2 separate regions of the Homo sapiens genome follow, and region 1 is linked to region 2. A link is a loop called in an ENCODE intact Hi-C map of the cell type or tissue named here. Cell type or tissue: heart right ventricle. All regions are shown on one strand. Each heading gives the region's core, and the rest is flanking DNA. Links, peaks and the distances in the headings are about the cores only. Region 1 holds the start of MISP (mitotic spindle positioning). Region 2 holds the start of AZU1 (azurocidin 1).

Region 1 (5,357 bases), core at 309-5,308, 77 kb before region 2:
CCTCCCAAGTAGCTGGGATTATAATAGCGTGCCACCATACCCCGCTAAATTTTGTATTTTTAGTAGAGACGGGGTTTCGCCATGTTGGCCAGGCTGGTCTCGAACTCCTGGCCTCAAGTGATCCGCCCGCCTCGGCCTCCCAAAGTGCTGGGATTACAGGTGTGAGCCACCAAGTCCGGCCCCCTCGTATGGGTTTTTATGTGGATGGGGCCTAGGGAATTCCTCCCAGCAGCCCTGAGGGAGCCCGGGCGTGATGTTCCCCCACGTCCCGGAGGAGAAAACAGGGCTAAGAGAGGTCAGGTGGGATCAGAACCCAGGCCACACCAAACCCCCCCGAGTCTGCCAAACCTGGTTTATGCAAGAAGGGGGCCATCTAGGGGAGTTGCCCCAAGGGGTGGGCTGGGCCAGAAGGCACGGACGGGATTGGGACTCAGCCCCTCCGGCCCCCCAGGAGACACAGGCCACTGTGCACGCTGAGCTGCTGTGTGGCCCTGGACACCTGCTGACCCTCTCTGAGCGGTGCTGAGAGGCGGTGGGAGGGCCAGGCAGCCAAGGGAGGTTTCGGCTGAGTTCTGGCTCCTCGGGGCCACCTGGAGGCCCTGGGGGTGGAGGGGCAGCCGGCAGCGGGCACGGTGCCCGCCCTTGCCCAGCCTGGTATCCTCTTTCTCCCTCCTCCTCCTCTGGACTTTGTTTCCTGATCCCAGGTGGGGCTGGGGGGAGGGGGCACACCTGCCTCCCCTGGGTGGGGCCTCTGTTCCCTGGCAACCTGGCGGGCAGGGCGGAGCTGGGAGGCCTCTGTGCCCATCGAGGAGTCAGAGTGGAGGCTGCAGACTGTGGAGCCGGGAGCCGGCAGGTGAGGCTGGGGGCGCCCCGGGCCGGGCCGGGCGGGGATCCTGTGTGGGGCGGTTGGATCCACATTTGGCGTGGGAGCGTCATGTGTCTGTGGGCGGGGTCTGCTTGCCTGGCGGCACTTGGGATCCAGGGAGGCCCCCTGCCCCACCCCGTCACCCTCGGAGCCTCCCTGAGGCACCTTTCCCTCTGCCCCCGCTAGGTACTCTGGGGCCTCAAGGGCACCCACTGGGAGAGCAGAGAGGCCCTTGTCCCTGAACTCTGCTGGGGCTTTTGAACCCCAAATCCCAGAGCCCTCCAAGGGAGGGGCCGGGTTGGCACCCCCATGGTCAGAGGCCAGAGGGGCCCCTCCATGGTTCTGGGAATTCCAGAGGCTTCTGGAGAGATGCTTATCCGTCCCACCAGGCCCCTGACTGGGAGGCTCTGGGCAGTAAACACCCCCGTGGGGCTGGGGGCTGGTTTGGGGACACGGAGGAGGGGTGGCTGAGTACAGGCGGAAGGAGTCTCAGGCCGGGGCTGGGGACTTGGCCTGGGTCCTCGGGTGGGGGTGAGGTGGTAGCCTGGGATCCCGGGCAGCCAGCAGGGACTCGGCCCAGCGTCTGCCGGTGGAGCTCCGCCCAGGAGCCCAAGGAGCTGAGATGACTCAAGGGTGACTGCAACCCTGAGGGATGGGAAAAAGGAACGGGGCCCTCCCTTCTGCATGGCCTCCTTGTCTGAGTCTCGGCCCCACAAGGGAACCTTTGCCCCTCACATAGAGCCAACTGGCTGATGAGGAAGGAGGTGTGGCACCAGGGTCCATAAACCCAGTTTCATTCTGGTATCAACAGAGTTCAGGGTGAGGCTGGGAGGAGCAACCCAGGGGGCTTCCTGTAGGAGGGGGTGATTTGGAGCAAAGTCTGAAAACTGGCTTCAGACACTTGCTCTGTCATCGCTGTGTGACCTCAGATGAGCAGGTTCTCCTCTCTGGGTCCCAGCTCCCTCTCTCGAAAACCGGAGTCGAAAACGGTTCCAAGGTGTTGCAGGAAGAGTCTCAGGACGCCGAGGTCCTTAGCCACCGCCGGGCCTTGCAGGGGCCATCTTCCGTCCTGGGGCTCTTCCCCCGAGGGCAGCGCCGCTGCCCAAGAATGCCGGCCATGAGAGCCGCCGTGGATCCAGGGGTTTTTTTGGCCGACACAGTGAAACCCCATCTCTACTAAAAATACAAAACTTAGCCGGGCGTGGTGGCGGGCGCCTGTAGTCCCAGCTACTTGGGAGGCTGAGGCAGGAGAATGGTGTGAATCCGGGAGGCAGAGGTTGCAGTGAATGGAGATCGCGCCACTGCACTCCAGCCTGGGCGACAGAGGGAGACTCTATCTCAAAAAAAAAAGCGGGGGGCGGGGGTGGGCACTGAGGCACAGGCAGCAGGGGAGGGGGCCCAGTGGCCTTGAACCCAAGAGCTGGACCCCAGGCCCCACCCGCTGGCTTCAGTGAATCACTGGGGAGGAATGAGCAGAGGAGGATGCGTGCCTTCATCCCCACCCAACCCCGACCCCACTGGGAGACCCGGCACCTGCTCGAGGCTGGGCGGACAGCTCCCTTTCTCCCGGAGTTGACGTCTGATGTGGGTTATAAATCCCGCTGTGTAAACGTCTGTCCACTCACTGGGCAAACATTCCTACACCCGCCCTCCCCGGGGAGCTCCAGGGTGCAGGGCGTGGACCTGCCCAGCCCTTCAGGGCCAGAAGGCACGGTGGAGCCGGTCTGCATTCCGCAATGAGCCCGACCCCCACGTCTGAGCAGCTGGGATGAGTGGTGTTTGCCCAGCCAGTATTTATTAGGCGCCTGCTGTATACCAGACTCTGGGCTGCAGGAAGGGTGCTGACCTGTGGCCACAGCAGGCGAGAGCGAGGCCTGGGCTGACGGTTTCGGGTGGGAGAAGGCAAGGCCTTCCGTGAGCTGGGCAGGCGGCGTCCACGGAGGAGGAGGCCTCGGGTCAGGGGAGCCATCTGTGCGTCACGCTTTGGGAGGAAGCTCAGCTGTTTGTGTGGGATTTATTCACCAATGCCGCCTGGTTTTCAATGTTTCCCCTATTTTAGTTTCTGACATTTGATACGCGCGGAAGATTGCATGACACATTGCGTGTAGTTTCAACACGGCTCCCCACGGTCTCTCCACTTTATGCTGTTTGATGCCACTTTCCAGTTCAGAGAGGGGCTAAGTTTTTCTTTTTTTTTCTTTTTTTCTTTTTTTTTTTTTTTGAGGCGGAGTCTAGCTCTGTCACCAGGCTGGAGTGCAATGGTGCGATCTCAGCTCCCTGCAAGCTCCACCTCCCGGGTTCACAGCATTCTCCTGCCTCAGCCTCCTGAGTAGCTGGGACTACAGGCGCCCGCCAGCACACCCGGTTAATTTTTTTTGTATTTTTAGTAGAGATGGGGTTTCACCATTTTAGCCAGGATGGTCTCGATCTCCTGACCTCGTGATCCGCCAAAGTGCTGGGATTACAGGTGTGAGCCACTGTGCCTGGCCGACCCTGTCTGTTTAAAAACAAAAAAAAATGCTGCTGGTTGGTGTAAAGGCAGCAGATCTAAATAATAGCCTTGGTGGCCCGGGAGCGACAGTCCTGCTTTGTGGGGGTTTGTTTTTCTTTTGAGACAGGGTCTTTCTCTGTCACCCAGGCTGGAGTGCAATGGCACAATCTCAGCTCACCGCAACCTCCACCTCACAGGTTCAAGTGATTCTCCCACCTCAGCCTCCCAAGTAGCTGGGATTACAGGCCTGAGCCCCTGTGCCCAGCCGACAGTGCTTTTTTTAGGAGTCAGGAGCTCAAGCTTTTGAGATCCCTGTGTCTTCAGGTGAGGCTTCCTTTCCTCAACTATGAAAGATGATGTCTGCTGGACACGGTGGCTCACGCCTGTAATCCCTGCACTTTGGGAGGCCGAGGCAGGCGGATCACCTGAAGTCAGGAGTTCAAGACCAGCCTGGCCAACATGGTGAAACCCGTCTCTACTAACAATACAAAAATTAGCCGGGTGTCCTGGCTGGGCGCGGTGGCTCACGCCTGTAATCCCAACACTTTGGGAGGCCGAGGCGGGAGGATCACGAGGTCAGGAGATCAAGACCATCCTGGCTAATATGGTGAAACCCCGTCTCTACTAAAAATACAAAAAATTAGCCAGGCGTGGTGGCGGGCGCCCGTAGTCCCAGCTCTAGGGAGGCTGAGGCAGGAGAATGGCGTGAACCTGGGAGGCAGAGCTTGCAGGGAGCCGAGATCGCGCCACTGCACTCCAGCCTGGGCGACAGAGTGAGACTCCGCCTCAAAAAAAAGAAAAAATTAGCCGGGTGTGGGGGCGGGTGCCCGTAGTCCCAGCTACTCAGGAGGCTGAGGCAGGAGAATTGCTTGAACCCGGGAGGTGGAGATTGCAGTGAGCTGAGATCACGCTACCGCAGTCCAGCCTGTGCATCGCAGCGAGACTCTGTCTCAAAACAAAAGACAATACCTAAGACGGGTGCTGGGTACAAGGCCTGACATGAAGGAGGTGTTCAGATGATGGCTCTGGGGGAGGGGCAATCTGGGTTACTTCCTGGAGGAGGTGTCCATGGGCTTCAGCAGAGGAAGCCGTGGAGAAGCAGAAACAGGCAGCCTCGAGACAGAGAGAGCTGCAGGTAGAGGAGGAGGGCGAGGTTTGGGGTGGAGGAAGAGGGCCTGGTTTGGGGTGGAAGAGGAGGGTCTGGTTTGGGTTGGAGGAAGAGGGCCTGGTTTGGGTGGAAGAGGAGGGTCTGGTTTGGGTGGAAGAGGAGGGTCTGGTTTGGGGTGGAAGAGGAGGGCCTGGCTTGGGGTGGAGGAAGAGGGCCTGGTTTGGGGTGGAAGAGGAGGGCCTGGTTTGGGGTGGAAGAGGAGGGTCTGGTTTGGGGTAGAAGAGGAGGGCCTGGCTTGGGGTGGAGGTGCCCACAGAAATTGGGGTTTCGTGCTAAGGCCAGGAGCAGGGTGTGAGAACTGTGCCCTGCAGATGCCAGGAGCCACAGAAGCGATGCGAGCAGGTGTGTGACCTCCGGGAAGGCTCCTGGAACTGAGCCCAGCAGCAACCTGGACCCTTGGGAGAGGGCGAGAGCCGGAAGGCACTGGGTCAGGGTGTCACCCGCTCGCTCCACGGCCCCACCTGGGCCCAGCGGGACAAGGTCCACGGTGTTCCTTTGCCCATCCTGGCTTTATGGCGACAAGGCCCAGGCGGGGATGTTGTCTCAGATGGGACGAGGTGTCCAGCTGGGCAGGGCAGGGTGGAGAACCAGGATGTGGGAGCCGGGAAACTGGAGTTGCTGTCAGTCCTTCTCTCTGGGCCTCAGTTTCTCCATTTGACATCCCTTAGCAAGGGGCCATCTGTAATTGTCAGATGGAAAAATCCCACACCAGGAGTCTCAGAGTGAGCTCAGGGTGGAAAGGCTCAGTGCACAGGAGACACAGATAAATATGGTGCGGCCAAGGAAGGCTTCAGAGATCAAGGCTGAGGCCAGGCGCGGTGGCTCACGCCTGT
Region 2 (5,357 bases), core at 235-5,234:
TCTTCTAGAGAGGGAAACTGAGGATCAGTGCAGAATGTAGGGGGAGCCCAGGCTGGCCCAGGGAGCAGTTGGCGGTGGAGGCCTTGGGCAATTTCCCGTGTTCCCACTGAGTGGGGCTGTCCCTGGGCCTGGGCGGGGACGCCACCAACTGCCAAGGCCTGTGTATAAGGGCAGCCGCCGCCTTAGCCACAGACCTGCCCCGCCATGACCCGGCTGACAGTCCTGGCCCTGCTGGCTGGTCTGCTGGCGTCCTCGAGGGCCGGTGAGTGCCTCTCTGTGCCGGTGGTCCCCCATCTGTGCTAGGGCCCGGCTGCCAGGGCAGAACTCAGACTTAAAGCACAGAGAAGGCAAGCGGCTTGGCCTGGGTCACACAGCCAGCCCGGCCTGGACGATCCCGCGAAAGGCGTGAGGGCGGACGGTGTGCGGGACTCAGGGGCCCCCTGTCCTCTTAGGGAGTGGGACGATGGGGGAGGGTGGGTCCCCCCGCAGCCCCACTGGGTGGATAGAGCTGAGGCTGCAGCTTCACACGCCCTCCCGGCCACTGTGTGGATTCTTGGGGATCTCAGAGCTGTCTCCCCCCGACCCAGGCTCCAGCCCCCTTTTGGACATCGTTGGCGGCCGGAAGGCGAGGCCCCGCCAGTTCCCGTTCCTGGCCTCCATTCAGAATCAAGGCAGGCACTTCTGCGGGGGTGCCCTGATCCATGCCCGCTTCGTGATGACCGCGGCCAGCTGCTTCCAAAGCCAGTGAGGGGTCCTGGGGAGGGGGCCTAGGGGGCATTGGGGCTCAGAGAAGGGGCTTGGGGGGCTTAGGCATTCAGTGGGGGTGCTTGGTAGGTGAGGAGGGGAGGGGATTGCAAAAGGAGGGGCTCAGGGAAAGGAGGGGGCTTGGAGAGGGAAATGGGGACTGAGTTGAGGAGGGACCCAAGGATATTGGGGGGCTCAGATGGAGGAGGCCCAGAGAAGGGAAGGGGGTCAGATGGAGGAGGCCCAGAGAAAGGAAGAGGCTCAGATGGAGGAGGTGCAGTGAAGGAAAGGGGGTCAGATGGGGGAGGCCCAGAGAAGGGAAGGGGCTCAGATGGAGGAGGGGGCCCAGAGAAAGGAAGGGGCTCAGATGGAGGAGGTGCAGAGAAGGGAAGGGGGTCAGATGGGGGAGGCCCAGAGAAGGGAAGGGGCTCAGATGGAGGAGGTGCAGAGAAGGGAAGGGGCTCAGATGGAGGAGGTGCAGAGAAGAGAAGGGCCTCAGATGGAGGAGGTGCAGAGAAGGGAAGGGCCTCAGATGGAGGAGGTGCGGAGAAGGGAAGGGGGTCAGATGGAGGAGGTGCAGAGAAGGGAAGGGGGTCAGATGGGGGAGGCCCAGGGAAGGGAAGGGGCTCAGATGGAGGAGGGGCAGAGAAGGGAAGGGGGTCAGATGGGGGAGGCCCAGGGAAGGGAAGGGGCTCAGATGGGGGAGGCGCAGAGAAGGGAAGGGGGTCAGATGGAGGAGGTGCAGAGAAGGGAAGGGGGTCAGATGGGGGAGGCCCAGATAAGGGAATGGGGTCAGATGGGGGAGGTGCAGAGAAGGGAAGGGGGTCAGATGGGGGAGGCCCAGATAAGGGAAGGGGCTCAGATGGAGGAGGTGCAGAGAAGGGGAGGGGGTCAGATGGAGGAGGCTCAGAGAAGGGAAGGGACTCAGATGGAGGAGGGGGCGCAGAGAAGAGAAGGGGCTCAGATGGAGGAGGAGGCGCAGAGAAGGGAAGGGGCTCAAGATGGGAAGGGGGCCCTGGAAAGTCTCGGCTCTGCTTCTGTAAAAGCGGGGGAGTTTTCAGGGTGAAGGATTGCAGTCTGCAGGCTGGGATCCCCCCTAATTTGCAAGCCGGCTTGCTCTGTGCCCAGGCCCCAGCCTGGTGTCCTCCCTCTGCCCTTTCCTCCGCTACTCTCAGGAACCCCGGGGTTAGCACCGTGGTGCTGGGTGCCTATGACCTGAGGCGGCGGGAGAGGCAGTCCCGCCAGACGTTTTCCATCAGCAGCATGAGCGAGAATGGCTACGACCCCCAGCAGAACCTGAACGACCTGATGCTGCTTCAGGTGAGAGGATGGTGCCACCTGTGATCCCAGCACCTCGGGAGGCCGACGTTAGCCAGGGAAACAAGTCCAAACTTGGTCTCTACAAAAAAATACAAAAATTAGCCGGGAGTGGTGGCGCGCACCTGTGGCCCCTGTGCTTCAGGAGGCCGAGGCGGAAGGACGGCTTGAGGTCAGGAGTTCGAGACCAGCCTGGGCAACATGGCCAAACTCAGTCTCTACAAAAATATATATGTGTGTGTGTGTGTGTGTGTGTGTGTGTGTGTGTGTGTATCTTGCCGGGTGAGGTGGCTCATGCCTGTAATCCCAGCATTTTGGGAGGCCGAGGTGGGCGGATCACGAGGTCAGGAGATTGAGACCAGCCTGGCCAACATGGTGAAACCCCATCTCTACTAAAAATACAAAAATTAGCCAGGCATGGCAGCGGGCGCCTCTAGTCCCAGCTACTCAGGAGGCTGAGGCAGGAGAATCGCTTGAACCCGGGAGGCGGAGCTTGCAGTGAGCCGAGATCGCGCCCCTGCACTCCAGCCTGGGTAACAGAGCCAGACCCTATCTCAAAAAAAACTTCCAAAAACAATACAGCAACACATACAGATGTACCACGGTTCGCGTATGGAGCCTCCTGTTGGTGGAGACTGACGTCGTTTTCAAATGCTTTTGCTATGACAGAATCATGTGAATGTTTTTCATGTTTGGTTTTTTTCTTTGAGAAAATGATAAAATTATCTCAAAAATATCATTAAAAAATTTAAAAAAGTAGAGACGGGGGTTTCACCTTGTTGGCCAGTTTGGTCTCGAACTCCTGGCCTCAAGTGATCCACCCACCTTGGCCTCGCAACGTGCTGGGAATACAGGCGTGAGCCACCGCACCCGGCCCCTGCCGGGAATTAAACGCAAACCACTTACAGACTACAGTTAATGTCGCTGACACTTCTGCTCCCAGGGGTCCCCATGAGGCTCCAGTCCCCAGGGCCACCCTCCCCTGACTCCATTTCCTTCCCCAGCTGGACCGTGAGGCCAACCTCACCAGCAGCGTGACGATACTGCCACTGCCTCTGCAGAACGCCACGGTGGAAGCCGGCACCAGATGCCAGGTGGCCGGCTGGGGGAGCCAGCGCAGTGGGGGGCGTCTCTCCCGTTTTCCCAGGTTTGTCAACGTGACTGTGACCCCCGAGGACCAGTGTCGCCCCAACAACGTGTGCACCGGTGTGCTCACCCGCCGCGGTGGCATCTGCAATGTGAGTGCTCCCTGTGGCGGGAGGAGGGGTCCTGAGAGGTACTGAGCTCTCCGTGGCAGGAGAAAGCAAGTGCAGGCTGAGGGCGGCACAGCAGGGGGGCCCCAGGATTGAGCATTTTCACGGTAGGAGAAACAGTATCTTTTTTTTTTTTTTTGAGACAGAGTCTCGCTCTGTCGCCCAGGCTGGAGTGTAGTGGCGTGATCTCGGCGGCTCACTGCAACCTCCGCCTCCTGGGTTCAAGCGATTCTCCTGCCTCAGCCTCCTAAGTAGCTGGGATTACAGGCATGCGCCACCACGCCCGGCTAATTTTGTATTTTTAGTAGAGACAGGGTTTCTCCATGTGGGTCAGGCTGGTCTCGAACTCCTGACCTCATGATCGACCCACCTTGGCCTCCCAAAGTGTTAGGATAACAGGCATGAGCCACCGTGCCTGGCTGAGAAACAGTAGCTATCAAACGCCGGCTGTGAGCCACGTCTGTGCTGGGGGTTGGGGACCCAGCAGGCATGGTAGAGCCGGTCACTGAGGGACTCAGGCGTGTGATTGCCAGGGGAGGGGCACCTGGCCCAGCCTGGAGGTGCCAGGAAGCTCCAGAAAGCAACTGATCCCAAAGTCCACTAGCAGTTAACCAGGGCAGAGAAAGAGAAGAGCCATGCAAAGGCCCTGGGGCTGGATCAGGACTTGTAGGTTCCAGGGGCAGCAAGAGGCCTCTGCAGTTCTGGGGTGGCGTGGGAGCCAGGCCCTGGGACGCCCTGACACAGCTGCTGCCTGCCCAGGGGGACGGGGGCACCCCCCTCGTCTGCGAGGGCCTGGCCCACGGCGTGGCCTCCTTTTCCCTGGGGCCCTGTGGCCGAGGCCCTGACTTCTTCACCCGAGTGGCGCTCTTCCGAGACTGGATCGATGGTGTTCTCAACAACCCGGGACCGGGGCCAGCCTAGGGGGGCCTGTGACCTCCCATGGAGCCCAGCCCCGCCCTCCACACCTCCGGCGCTCCGCACCCACCTCCCACGGCCCCGCCCCTGCCCCCGCTCCGGCCAGAGGGGCCCTGGCTGTAATAAAGAAGCCGATCTCTCCTCTGCTCCTGGTTTCTGTTCATTGGTGGGGGAGGGGGCTGTGGGGACGCGTGAGTGGCACCTTCACCGGCCTTAGGGGCACCCACCGCAGGTGCACTGCCTGTGCAGATGTCAGATGTTCAGAGATTCCCTCAAAGCCCGGGAAGCAGGGGCTGGTGTTATCTGCACCCGACAGCGGGGTGTTGGGGGGAGGCCCAGGTTCAGAGAGGTTGGGTGGCTGCCCAGAGGTCACACAGTGAATGCCGCCCAGCACTTTGGGAGGCCGAGGTGGGCGGATCACCTGAGGTCAGGAGTTCAAGACCAGCCCGGCCAACCTGGTGAAACCCCATCTCTATAAAAATACAAAAATTAGCCGGGCATGATGGCGGGCGCCTGTAATCCCAGTTACTTGGGAGGCTGAGGCAGGAGAATCACCTGAACCCGGGAGGCGGAGGTTGCAGCGAACCGAGATGGCGCCACTGCACTCCAGCCTGGGCGACAGCGAGACTCCAGCTCAAAAAAAAACAAAAACCACGGGAGAAAACGGGGAACATTCTCCTCTTGGATCCAATAGAAACAGTAAAACGTGAATATGAAATAATAAATATAATTGTATATATAAATAATACAGAATAAAATATGAATATGATGGCTGGATGTGGCAGTCACATCTGTAATCTCAGCACTTTGGGAGGCCAAGGTGGGAGCATCGTTTGAGCCCAGGAGTTTGAGACCAGCCTGGGCAACGTAGTGAAACCATGTCTCTACAAAAATAATTTTTAAAATTATTAAAATTACACAGGAGAGGCCGGGCACAGTGGCTCATGCCTGTAATCCCAGCACTTTAGGAGGCCAAGGCGGGCGGATCACGAGGTCAGGAGATCGAGACCATCCTGGCTAACACGGTGAAACCCCGTTTCTACTAAAAATACAAAAAATTAGCCAGGCGTGGTGGCGGGCGCCTGTAGTCCCAGCTACTCGGGAGGCTGAGGCAGGAGAATTGCTTGA

The links. A loop is a pair of places that touch in the nucleus more often than their neighbours do. Peaks named below come from ENCODE experiments on the same cell type or tissue, not always from the same donor. Only the 100,000 strongest peaks of a DNase experiment are listed, where the experiment ranks them.
Region 1: it touches region 2 in a loop (2.2-fold over the local background); 5 of 110 quality-filtered maps call a loop at or near these places.

What each region holds. Positions count from the first base shown.
Region 1 is chr19:750,319-755,675 of GRCh38, forward strand. MISP (mitotic spindle positioning) reads left to right here and starts at 794. Exons shown (of 5, transcript NM_173481.4): 1 at 794-853. In heart right ventricle, for the core only: no CTCF peak of the experiment used is centred there; a DNase peak (open chromatin) is centred at 2,816; H3K27me3 peaks cover 1,343 bases.
Region 2 is chr19:827,643-832,999 of GRCh38, forward strand. It overlaps AZU1 (azurocidin 1), which reads left to right and starts at 195. Exons shown (of 5, transcript NM_001700.5): 1 at 195-262; 2 at 588-744; 3 at 1,920-2,064; 4 at 3,066-3,299; 5 at 4,074-4,376. The coding sequence starts at 205. The coding sequence ends at 4,235. In heart right ventricle, for the core only: a CTCF peak has its summit at 2,704; no DNase peak of the experiment used is centred there; H3K27me3 peaks cover 2,776 bases.